2 separate regions of the Homo sapiens genome follow, and region 2 is linked to region 1. The links are chromatin loops, found by intact Hi-C in ENCODE. Cell type or tissue: PC-3. All regions are shown on one strand. Each heading gives the region's core, and the rest is flanking DNA. Links, peaks and the distances in the headings are about the cores only. Region 1 has its middle 120 kb from the start of SVIL. Region 2 holds the start of LOC107984173 (a long non-coding RNA gene).

The links. A loop is a pair of places that touch in the nucleus more often than their neighbours do. Peaks named below come from ENCODE experiments on the same cell type or tissue, not always from the same donor. Only the 100,000 strongest peaks of a DNase experiment are listed, where the experiment ranks them.
Region 2: a loop joins it to region 1, with 4 times the contacts of the local background. A loop is called at or near these places in 6 of 110 quality-filtered maps.

The regions. Positions count from the first base shown.
Region 1 is chr10:29,755,409-29,760,788 of GRCh38, forward strand. No RefSeq gene overlaps it. Among named protein-coding and RNA genes, the nearest start is that of SVIL, 120 kb to the left of the region's middle. In PC-3, for the core only: no CTCF peak of the experiment used is centred there; DNase peaks (open chromatin) are centred at 2,343 and 2,723; H3K4me3 peaks cover 1,190 bases; H3K27ac peaks cover 2,880 bases.
Region 2 is chr10:29,860,966-29,866,345 of GRCh38, forward strand. It overlaps LOC107984173 (a long non-coding RNA gene), which reads left to right and starts at 52. Exons shown (of 3, transcript XR_001747288.1): 1 at 52-246; 2 at 753-846; 3 at 1,275-1,533. It overlaps LOC124902402 (a long non-coding RNA gene), which reads right to left and starts at 2,061. Exons shown (of 2, transcript XR_007062100.1): 1 at 1,907-2,061; 2 at 935-1,370. RefSeq lists an enhancer at 549-1,748. In PC-3, for the core only: no CTCF peak of the experiment used is centred there; a DNase peak (open chromatin) is centred at 2,206; H3K27ac peaks cover 1,212 bases.

The DNA of each region.
Region 1 (5,380 bases), core at 328-5,327:
AAGCTCTGATGTTTTTATCTTGCCCAAATTCCTATCTAAGGGGTCTGGAGAGTCATCCCCCACAAGCCATAATTCTCATCAGATGGGTTTTATTTGACCCTATACATAGTGACTTACTTTCCAATCTGACTCTGGCATAACGTTATAAGACAAGGAAAAAAATCAAAATATTTAATCCCAAACCATGTTTTTCTGCCATGTCTTGAAATGGCCCTGCAAAGCCGTCCTTTGTAGGGGAAAATCTGCATCTGTAAAGAATCTCTATTAACATAGCTAGATCTTTTTCTTCCAGGCCCTCCCAATCCTGAGATGTTAACTAAATGTCTAGCACCTTTTAAAGATCTGAATAGGAAACATTTGTTATCTATTGTCTTTAAGGGCAGCCACTATGAGACTTTGAAGGAACCTCAGGTCTCCACAATCTTTTTTCTTAATCTGAACATTTCCTTTCTATTGATCCCAGGTCTTTAGACAAACTCAACCAATTGTCAATCAGAAAATGTTTAAATTTACCTATAGCCTGGAAGCCACCCCCTGCTTTGAGTTGTCCCACCTTTCTGAACCAAACCAACATTATTTCTGAGTTATTTGATTGATGTCTCATGCCTCCCCAAAATATATAAAACCAAGCTGTACCCTGGCCACCTTGAGCACATGTTCTCAGGACCTCCTGAGGGCTATGTCAGGGGCCATGGTCACTCATATTTGGCTCAGAATAAATCTCTTTGAATATTTTACAGAGTTTGACTCTTTTCATCGATACATCCCGTTAAAATGTTTAAAATTAAAAGGACATATCAAGTTCAAAGCCAGTGTTGGCAAGAATGCAGAGTAATGGACCTCGTGGACGTTGGTGGTGGGAAACTCACATTGTGAAATACTGTGGAAAAGTTAATGATGCACTTTAAGAAATACATCCAGCAATTCTACTCCTGATGTTCACCAAAGAGATGAAAACATGTCCACAGAGAGACGTGTAGACAAATGTTCATAGAAGCTTAATTCATAATAGCCAAAAAGTGGAAACAACCCTAATTTCATCAGCAGGTGAATAAACAGACTGAGCTATATTCATACAATGAAATGTTAGCCTTCAAAAACAGAACAAACTACTGATGTACACAGTGACATGGGTGGATCTCGAAAACATTATGCTGAGTGAAAGAAGCCAAGCTGACAAAAGACTATGTAATGTATGATTTCATTTACATGAAATTCTCTAAAAGACAAATCTAATCTACATGGACAGAAAGCAGATCAGGGGTTGCCTGAAGCTGAGAGTGGGAGGGGAATTGGCTGGGAAGCAACACAAGGGAATTTTCTGGGGTGAAGGAACTGTTCTGCATCTTGACTGTAGCGGTTGCTTACTTGAGTATATACACTTGTCAGAACTCATCAGATGTACATTTTTTTTTTTGAGACAGAGTCTTACTTTGTCACGCGTGGCTTACTGCAACCTTGAACTTTTTGGCTCAAGGGAGCCTCCTGTCTCAGCCTCCTGAGTAGCTAAGACTACAGGGGTGCACAACCATGCAGGGATAATTTAAAACAATTTTTGTTTTTTTTTTGTAGAGATGGTGTCTCGCTATGTTGCCCAAGTTGGTCTTGAACTCCTGGCTGCAAGCAATCCTCCTACCTCAGTCTCCCAAAGTGCCGGGATTACAAGCATACATTTTAAATGGTGGTATTTTATTGCACTAAAATTTTACTTTGATAAAGTTGATGAGACAAATTGTGAGTAAAATACATATAAGGAGTAACAATTTATGGGAAATCTCAATCTGCAAAACAGGCTTTCCTCTGCCGATGCCCTGTGGACTTGGTGGGAGACCTGGCCGGCATCCACTCTCTCACCCATCTTGAGACCTCATTGTTAGTGCTAAGTCATGAGACAAGCTAGGAATTCTGTTTCAGCTCTTAGTTGAGAGACTTTCCCTCCTCTTCTCAGCCCTGGTATGATTTCTCAGGCTGTCATCTCTTTTTCCCCCACCTTTCCAGAACTCCTAGGGATTTGAGCAGCTCATTCTTGCCCAGCCCACTTCTCACTGGAGGGCCAGGTCTTTTCCAAGTTCACGGAGAGAGAAGTGAACTTTTACCTTCATTTGCCCTCTTTTTCTCTTCTGCTCACTACTTTTTCTGTCTAGGCCCCCTAGTCATGTCCTATTTCTGCTGGGCTCTTCCAGACCTTCCTGCCCACTCAGTTCTTCACTTCCACCCCCAATTCCTGTCCTAATGTCACCGTGGCACAGCTCATGAGAAGTTTCAGGAGCTACCCTTTGATTTCAGAGTGACTCAAGGACTCAGGAAAGAGGGGATGACCCCAAATGAACCAGCAGCCAACCAGACAATGCCTGGTGTGTTAAGGCTTTTCAGTAAGCACTTCCTTCAAGGAATGACAGTTGGCCTTGCCCCAAAAGAATCTATTTAAATGTGATTACACTTGTGGTTTCTTCTTATTTCTGCAGGACAGAGTTGAAACTCCTCAGTGGTGCCCACTGGGCCATCACACTCTGGTCTTTGCACATGCCTGGAACCCCGGCGATCTCTTGTTTCTCCACCAAGGGAACTCTGCTTGTAACACTTTAAGCCTCAGCTGAAAAGTGGTCTCCTGGGTGAAGTCTCACCTGTGCACCCACCTGAGGGTGAGTCAGCTCTGCTCCCCTGGCTCTCACCGCGGCTGTTATAGCATTTACCGGAGTCCCACAGTGACTCATTTGTCCATCACCCTCCCGACAAACCTTCCAGCTTCTGAAGGGCAGAGACAGCATCATAATCATCTTTTATAACTCCCGTGCCTAGTGCTACTCCCAATCCCTAGTAAGCATTCAAATATTTCTTACTGCAGTGCTTGGGACTGTCATAAACACAGAAACTGAATAAGGCTTCGTGTTTCCATCGCCTGGAACTTGCAGGCCAGAAGGAGAGCTAAAACACTCATATAAGTGTAATGCAAGGTAAAATGGGATGTAGGAGGCACTAGTTTGAATATTGGGTAGAACTAGAACTGCAAGGGAGAAAGATTCAAGTTAGAATAACTGGCACAGAAGTTTGCATTTACCTAACAAAATTGCTAATTATTAGTGAGTGTCTTCTCTGTGCCAAGGACCAGGTTAAACATTTTTTTTTTCTTTTAGGACCAGGTTAAATATTTACCTCCTGTACTAGTTCCCTGTGACTGCTGTAAGAAAGTGTCACAAATTAGGTGGCTTTAAACAGAGAAATTTGTTCTCTTATAGTTCTGGAGGCTAGAATATAAAGTCAAGGTGTCAGGCCGGGCACAGTGGCTCACACCTGTAATCCCAGCACTTTGGGAGGCCAATGTGGGACAATTGCTTGAGGCTGGGAGTTCAAGACCAGCCTGGTCAACAGAGAGAGAACCTGTCTCACGCCTGTAATCCCAGCACTTTGGGAGGCTGAGGCAGGCAGATCACGAGATCAAGAGATCGAGATCATCCTGGCTAACATGGTGAAAACCCATCTCTACTAAAAATACAAAAATTAGCTGGGCGTGGTGGCACACGCCTGTAATCCCAGCTACTGGGGAGGCTGAGGCAGGAGAATCGCTTGAACCCGGGAGGCGGAGGTTGCAGTGAGCCGAGATCGTGCCACTGCACTCCAGCCTGGCAACAGAGCGAGACTCCATCACAAAATAAATAAATAAATAAATAAATAAATAAATAAATAAATAAAAATAAAAAATAAAAAATGAGCCAGGCATGATGGTATGCACCTGTAGTCCCAGCTACTCAGGAGGCTGAGATGGGAGGATTACCTGAGCCCAAGTTAAAAGCTACTGTGAGCTGTGATCATGTCACTGCACTCCAGCTTGGGTGACAGAGCAAGACCCTGTATCAATCAATTAATCACTAAATAAAAATGAGTGAAAACCAAATTAAGTCCAGGTGTCAGCAGGGCCATGGCCCTTCTGAGGGCTCTAGAGAAGAATCCTTCCTCATCTCTTCCAGCTTCTGGTGGTGGCCACCCTGCTTGGTATTCTTTAGCTTGTGGCTGGTTCACTCCAGTCTGCTGCCTCCTTCATCACATGACCTTCTTCTTTGTGTATGTGGACATCTCTGTGTGTGTCCTCCCCTCTTCTTATGAGGACACCAGTCATTAAGTTTAGGGCCAACCCTAATCTGATAGGATCACATCTTAAGAAAGTAAGTCTATCAAGACCTTATTTCCACATAAGGTAATAGTTTGAGTTTCTGGAAGGACATGAATTTGGGGTGAACACTAACCCACTCCGCATGCATAATCTGATTTAATATACATCACAACTAGATGCAATAATCATCCCCATTTTATACATAAATAAACGGAAATGCAGAGAGCTTAATGTTTGCTCAGGGTAACATGTCAGGAAGTGCCAGAAATTCTGATGTTAGATGGTTTTATAAGGTTATCCACTGTGATCTACCACTCTTAAGAACTTTTACAAATGGCCAGGCTCGGTGGCTCACACCTGTAATCCTAGCACTTTGGAGGCAAAGGCAGGCGGATTGCCTGAGCTCAGGAGTTTGAGACCACCCTGGGCAACATGGTGAAACCCTGTCTCTACTAAAATACAAAAAAAAAAAAAAAAAAAAAAAAAATTAGCCAGGTGTGGTGGTAGGTGCCTGTAGTCCCAGCTATTGGGGAGCTGAGGCACAAGAATTGCTTAAACCTGGAGGCAGAGGTTGCCGTGAGCTGAGATCAGGCCACTGCACTCCAGACTGGTGACAGAGCATAACTTTGAGTCAAAAAAAAAAAAAAAAACTTTTACAAAGCTTTTACAAATTGTGAACTATATCATTTATTTAAAATAGTATGTGTAAAATAAGTGTACAAATTAAAGAATATTAACAACATAAGCATCCATGTTAGTTTATCAGTTCATTCATGAATTTGTTGTCGTTTAAGCAACTCCTTTGTGCTGAGGTCAGCATTTTCCTGAGTGTGCTGCTGAATACCCTGACCTGCTTATTTTAAATGTGGACTTCTGAACCCTTCACAATGTCAATGGAGTCAGCATCTCTGAGAAAAATGCTCAGGGATTTACATTTTTCATAGTAATACCTGGGGGGTTTCATGCAAAGTAAAATTGGAATATCATAAGTGCATATACAGCTTTGCAAATGGAAGGGGAAAGGGTCACCTGGTTTCTCTTCCAGCTCTATGAATTTAGAGACATCGTCTGGTCTGTCTGTGTCCGGGGAAAGGAATAGTCTTTGAGATATTTATGAGGAAGAAAAGGAAGCAGAGTGCCAAGCCCCACAGGGAGTGGTTTTGTCAGTTGCTTTCACCGCAGGCTCTGAGGAGGGGAAGGAATCCCAGGATGAGGCCCTCAGGAGCTTTTATTTATTTATTTATTTATTGAGATGGAGTTTCCCTCTTGTGG
Region 2 (5,380 bases), core at 324-5,323, 110 kb after region 1:
GACAACCTTTTCTTGCCATAGTTGGAAGGCGATATTCCTGCAGAAGAAAAGTTAAAAAGATGCAACTTTGCTGGCTTTGAAAATGGAGAATAGGCCATAAACAAAGGAATGGAGCAGCTGCAAGGAGCTAAAAGACAAAGAAATAGATTTCCCCCTAGAACCTCCAGAAAGGAATGCAGCCCAGCTGATGCCCTGATTTTAGTCCAGTGCAACCTGTGTTGGACTTCTAACTTCAAGAACTGTAAGGTAATATATCCGTCTTGTTTTGTTTTTTCCTTTTTTGAGATGGAGTCTTGCTCTGTTGCCCAGGCTGGAGTGCAGTGGTGTGATCTCGACTCACTGATTCTCCTGCCTTAGCCGCCCGAGTAGCTGGAATTATAGGTGCCACCATGCCCAGCTAATTTTTGTATTTATAGTAGAGATGAGGTTTCATCATCTTGGCCAGGCTGGTCTTGAATGCCTGACCTCAGGTGATCCGCCTGCCTCAGCCTTCTAAAGTGCTGGGATTACAGGCATGAGCCACCGTGCCTGGCTACATCTGTCTTAAGTCACAAAGTTTGTGGTGATTTGTTATAGCAGCAAAAAGCAACTAATATACAGCTGAAATTATATAACTTTCCATTCATCAATTTCATGACTTATTGTAGCTTTACTAGGTATTTAAAAGCAAACTCTAGTATAGTATTTTTAAAATTCTAATATTTTTATTGTTGGGTCTTGCATCCTTGTTTTCTTCTCCTCATTTATCCTAGGATGGTAGGACCTACAGATTCTTGATTAGATTATAGATGCAAAAAAAGAACCTGGAATTATTCCCCAAGAAGCTCCTTCTTCTGAAACCAAGAGGTGAGGAATGCTCGTCTGCTCCAGGACATGCTCAGTGAGATGAAAAGCTGTATGCATGGGAGTTGGGCCATGAAGTGCAAGACGCAAACCCTTGAAATCGTTTTTAATGAAATATAAACATTGAGTTAGCATGAGGGCCACAGTTTCTGGGTGGTTGGTTCTAAGTTTGGCAATCAGGACATAGAGGGAAAATTCTCCTGCTTTAATGGCCTCCAGATGTTCTTTTGGTCCCAACTGAAAATTTCTCATCATTTATGGTTAATATTTTTGTCAGCAGCAGAGTTTTGTTGTAATGTCTCCAAACTGGTGGTAGTGACCATTAGTCATTAGACAAACCCCAAATAAGGGTTTAATCTTGGGGTCACTTTAAGTGTTCCATTATATTTCACTTAATGAATAGTCATCAGAATGTTCTGTTTGTACAACAGGGGACTACATGATTCTATCTGATGACAACCAGTCAGTGATCTCAGGTATAAAATGCAATGTCCTATTGTAACAATGGCTGGCATTACACCCAACATCTAGAAGAAAAAAAACAATGATGTCAGAAGGCAGTCATCTGGAGTGAATAAAAGGCAAGAGGCTTATTGCAAATTCTAATGCACTTCATCATAGAATTTTAATTAACTATTCCATTCACACCAATTGGGGACTATTAAAGCAGTCGTTTCTGAGAAGCAATCTTTGGGAAATTCAGGTAAAAAAAGACAACTTCTGTCTTCTGGAACAATAAGGTTATGACTTCCTACACCTAATAAAAGGTGACTATATAGCCAGGCGTGGTGGCACGCGCCTGTAATTCCAGCTACTCAGAAGGCTGAGGAATGAGAATCGCTTGAACCCGGGAGGTGGAGGTTGCAGTGAGTAGAGATCGCACCACTGCACTCAAGCCTAGATGACAGTGAGACTCTGTCCCCCACTCCCCCCACAAAAGTTATCATGCAGGATCTGCCCTGGGATATAGTTTAATTATGTAACATAGTCTGAAAATAAGCAAATTACTTATATACATGCTTTGATCTTTCTCTATCTGAGGAATGGGAAGAACATAGTTTACCTCTCTAGAAGTCGCTTCTGAGAATTGTGGTCCATGCTCCATTCTGAATCCACAAGGAAAGGCCTTCACACTATACATGGCAATTGCCATTAGATATTGTCTTCTGGTTATGGCGCAATGGGCTGATTGCCTTAGTTATGTCAGAAAGGTGTTTGAAGAGCCTATTGTGACTTGCCTGGTTTTAAAGGCTTGAGTTATAACTGGCTAATAATACACATTGATACTGTCTGCAGCTTTTAACAAGTGTTTTTTGTTTGTGCTTAATACTTATCAGATGACTAGGTAATTTTTGAGGTTGACTCACCAGGGCATTTGGTTTCATGGGTCATTAGGGACCTGAATTACAGGCCCTTCACAACACTTAGCAAGTGAATCATACTGAACAATAGAATCTCTTTTAACCTTTGTCTTTTTAAAAATTAAATGATAATAAATCATTCGACCCTACATTAAATCTTCTCCTCTCCTCTCCTCTCCTTTCCTTCTCGACAGGGTCTTGCTCTGTTGCCCAGGCTGGAGTGTGGTGCAATCGTGGCTCACTGCAGTCTTGAGCTCCTGGGCTCAGGTGATCCTCCTGCCTCCTGCCTTAGTCCCTCCTTCAGCTGGCACTACAGGTGTGCAACACCATGCCCAGATAATTTTGTATTTTTTGAAGAGATGGGGAGGATCTCTCTCTGTTGCTCAGACTGGTCTCAAACTCCTGACCCAGATTGATCCTCCCACCTTGGCCTCCCAAACATAGCCTAGTACTCTAGGAGTTTCCCTGCTTGCAGAGAGGAACAGTGCTTTGCTAGAACTGTTAGAACAAAGAAAAGATGACTGGGTGCGGTGGCTCATGCCTGCAATCCCAGCACTTTGGGAGTCTGAGGTGGGCGGATCATCTGAGGTCAGGAGTTCAAGACCAGCCTGGCCCATATGGTGAAACCCCGTCTCTACTAAAAATACAAAAATTAGCCAGGCGTGGTGGTGGGTGCCTGTAATCCCAGCTACTCAGGAGGCTGAGACAGGAGAATTGCTTTAATCCAGGAGGCGGAGGTTGCAGTGAGCCGAGATTATGGTATTGCACTCCAGTCTGGGCAACAAGAGTGAGACTCCGTCTCAAAAAAAAAAAAAAAATTAATTAAATTAAATTAAAAAAAAGAACAAAGAAAAGATGTTACCACGAACTCTAAAATGGCACACTTGCAGATTTCTCACTGGGGAAGATGTCTCGTCTTCCTCGTGTTGTTCCCGTTTTCTTTCTCATCCAGGGTCCGACAGGGATGACATCAACAGAAGCTCAGGCTAGAAGGAAGATGAGGTAGCAGTGGGCCTGGTCTGCCCCAACCCCCAGGAGTGACTGGCAGCACACATAGCCTGAATCGACAAGATTTTAAAAAAACATATATGTTTTGGTTTTCACAAATTCTCCCACCTGTTGGTAAGTACTTTTGAAAATTTAAATCATAGACTCATTCTTTTATGACATTTTCCAACAGACGTTCCCAATATAAAATCTCAGACTACCCTTAACTTCCTCTGAAGCCCAGGGCTCATTTGCATCTGTAATTCTGACATCTACCATCTTACAGAGGGTTCTGTAATTACCAAGGCAATGAGCACAAGTCCCTGGTTCTCTCGGCAATCCAACCCTCTGAAGCAAGAAAATGCACCCCTCTGCCAAGTGAGGGTCTGTTTTTCTCTCCTTAAAATCTGCATGAAATAGTTTGCCAATCCCAGATGATGTGATAAGACGTGGTGTGATGCGATAAAAGGGGTAACCAGCACTTTGGGAGGCCGAGGCAGGAGGAACACCTGAGGTCAGGAGTTCAAGGCCAGCCTGGCCAACATGGTGAAAACCCGTGTCTAGTAAAAATACAAAAATTAGCTGGGCATGGTGGCTGCCACCTGTGATCCCAGCTACTTGGGAGGCTGAGGCAGGAGAATCACTTGAACCTGGGAGGTGGAGGTTGCAGTGAGCCGAGATTACTCCGTTGTACTCCAGCCTGGGCAACAAGGGAAAAACTCCATTTCAAAAAAAAAAAAAAAAAAAGGTGGGGGGGATAGCCAGGAAGAAGCCCTGTTCTAATCCCGAACAGCTCTTTCCCTTGTCCACCCTGTTTCAGATCACATTGTTTAAAGCAACAATAATAATAATAATTATAACAACAGAGAAGAGAACTTGCGCGAATTTACTTTTATTTTATTTTTTCTAAGACAGCATCTTGCTCTGTCACCCCGGCTGGAATGTAGTGACGTGATCACAGCTCACTGCAACCTCTTCCTCCTGGGCTCAGGTGATCCTCCCACCTTAGCCTCCTGAGTAGCTAGGACCACAGGCATCTGCCACCACACCTGGCTAATTTTTTAAAATTTTTTTGTAAAGACAGAGTTTCGCCATGTTGCCCATGCTGGTCTTGAACTCCTGGGCTCAAGCTATGTGCCTGCCTCGGCCTCCCAAAGTGCTGGGATTACAGGCGTGAGCCACCACACCCAGCCTCAGCATTTGGTAAGCCTTGAATATGTGCCAAACACTCTGCTAAGCATGTTACATTCATTATATTATCCAATCCACAGACTAACCCAAGAGCAAAGCACCGTTAGTATATTCATCCTATCGTACAGATGGGCCTGGGACAGCTAAGATAGTTGCCTTTTGGGTTGAGCGTTGTCCTGTTTCTTCTCTTGCTTTTAAAATGTATTTATTGATTCTTTCAACAAAGATTTATTGAGCACTTATTATGTCCCAGGCCCTATTTAATCTTTATATATTCTCATATATTGATGAAGATGTCATGAGCTCAATAAACTGCTTTGTTCTAAGAGAAGAAAGAAGTTTCTGTAAAAGCAGGGGCTTCTGAGAAAAGAGGGAAATGTGAACTTCAGACTTCAGTGGCTTCACACACTTCTGCCCTGAGCAGTATTGATAAGAATGCAGTCTCTCAGGTTGAAGTATGTCACTTTCACCTTTTCAACTGGGTGGGGAGAATGATATCTGGGGAATGTGAAGTGTTTTTACTGCAGGCTTTCTGCAAAGACCAAAGGGAGAGATAGGGCCTGAAAAATGATGGGGAATTCCCAGATCTGAGAAAACTCGTTAATAAACTTGGAATCCTGGTGCCCCCGTTTGAAAGGGCCTCGGACGTCTCTGAGTCCATCCCTTAGACAAGCTCTCTATTGGAAGCAAGATGTCCTATTAACAAATGTTAATTTGTTAAACAGACTACTTCTGCCTGCACACACTTTGAATGCAGGGGAACTCTCTCTCTCATGAGGCAGCCGATTCTGGTGCTAAACAGACTGTTCTTCCTCATACCAAGCCAGGAATCTACCTCTATGTCCACTCATGGGTCCCAGATCAGTCCTTGGATGTCATGAATACTAATCCGGTCAGGAATAATAAGTCATGAACAATAAATCTGGTATTTCTTTCATAGGAGCATTCATCTCTAAAATCAGAAACCTTGTTTCCACTAAGACTTTCTTGTCTTGCTC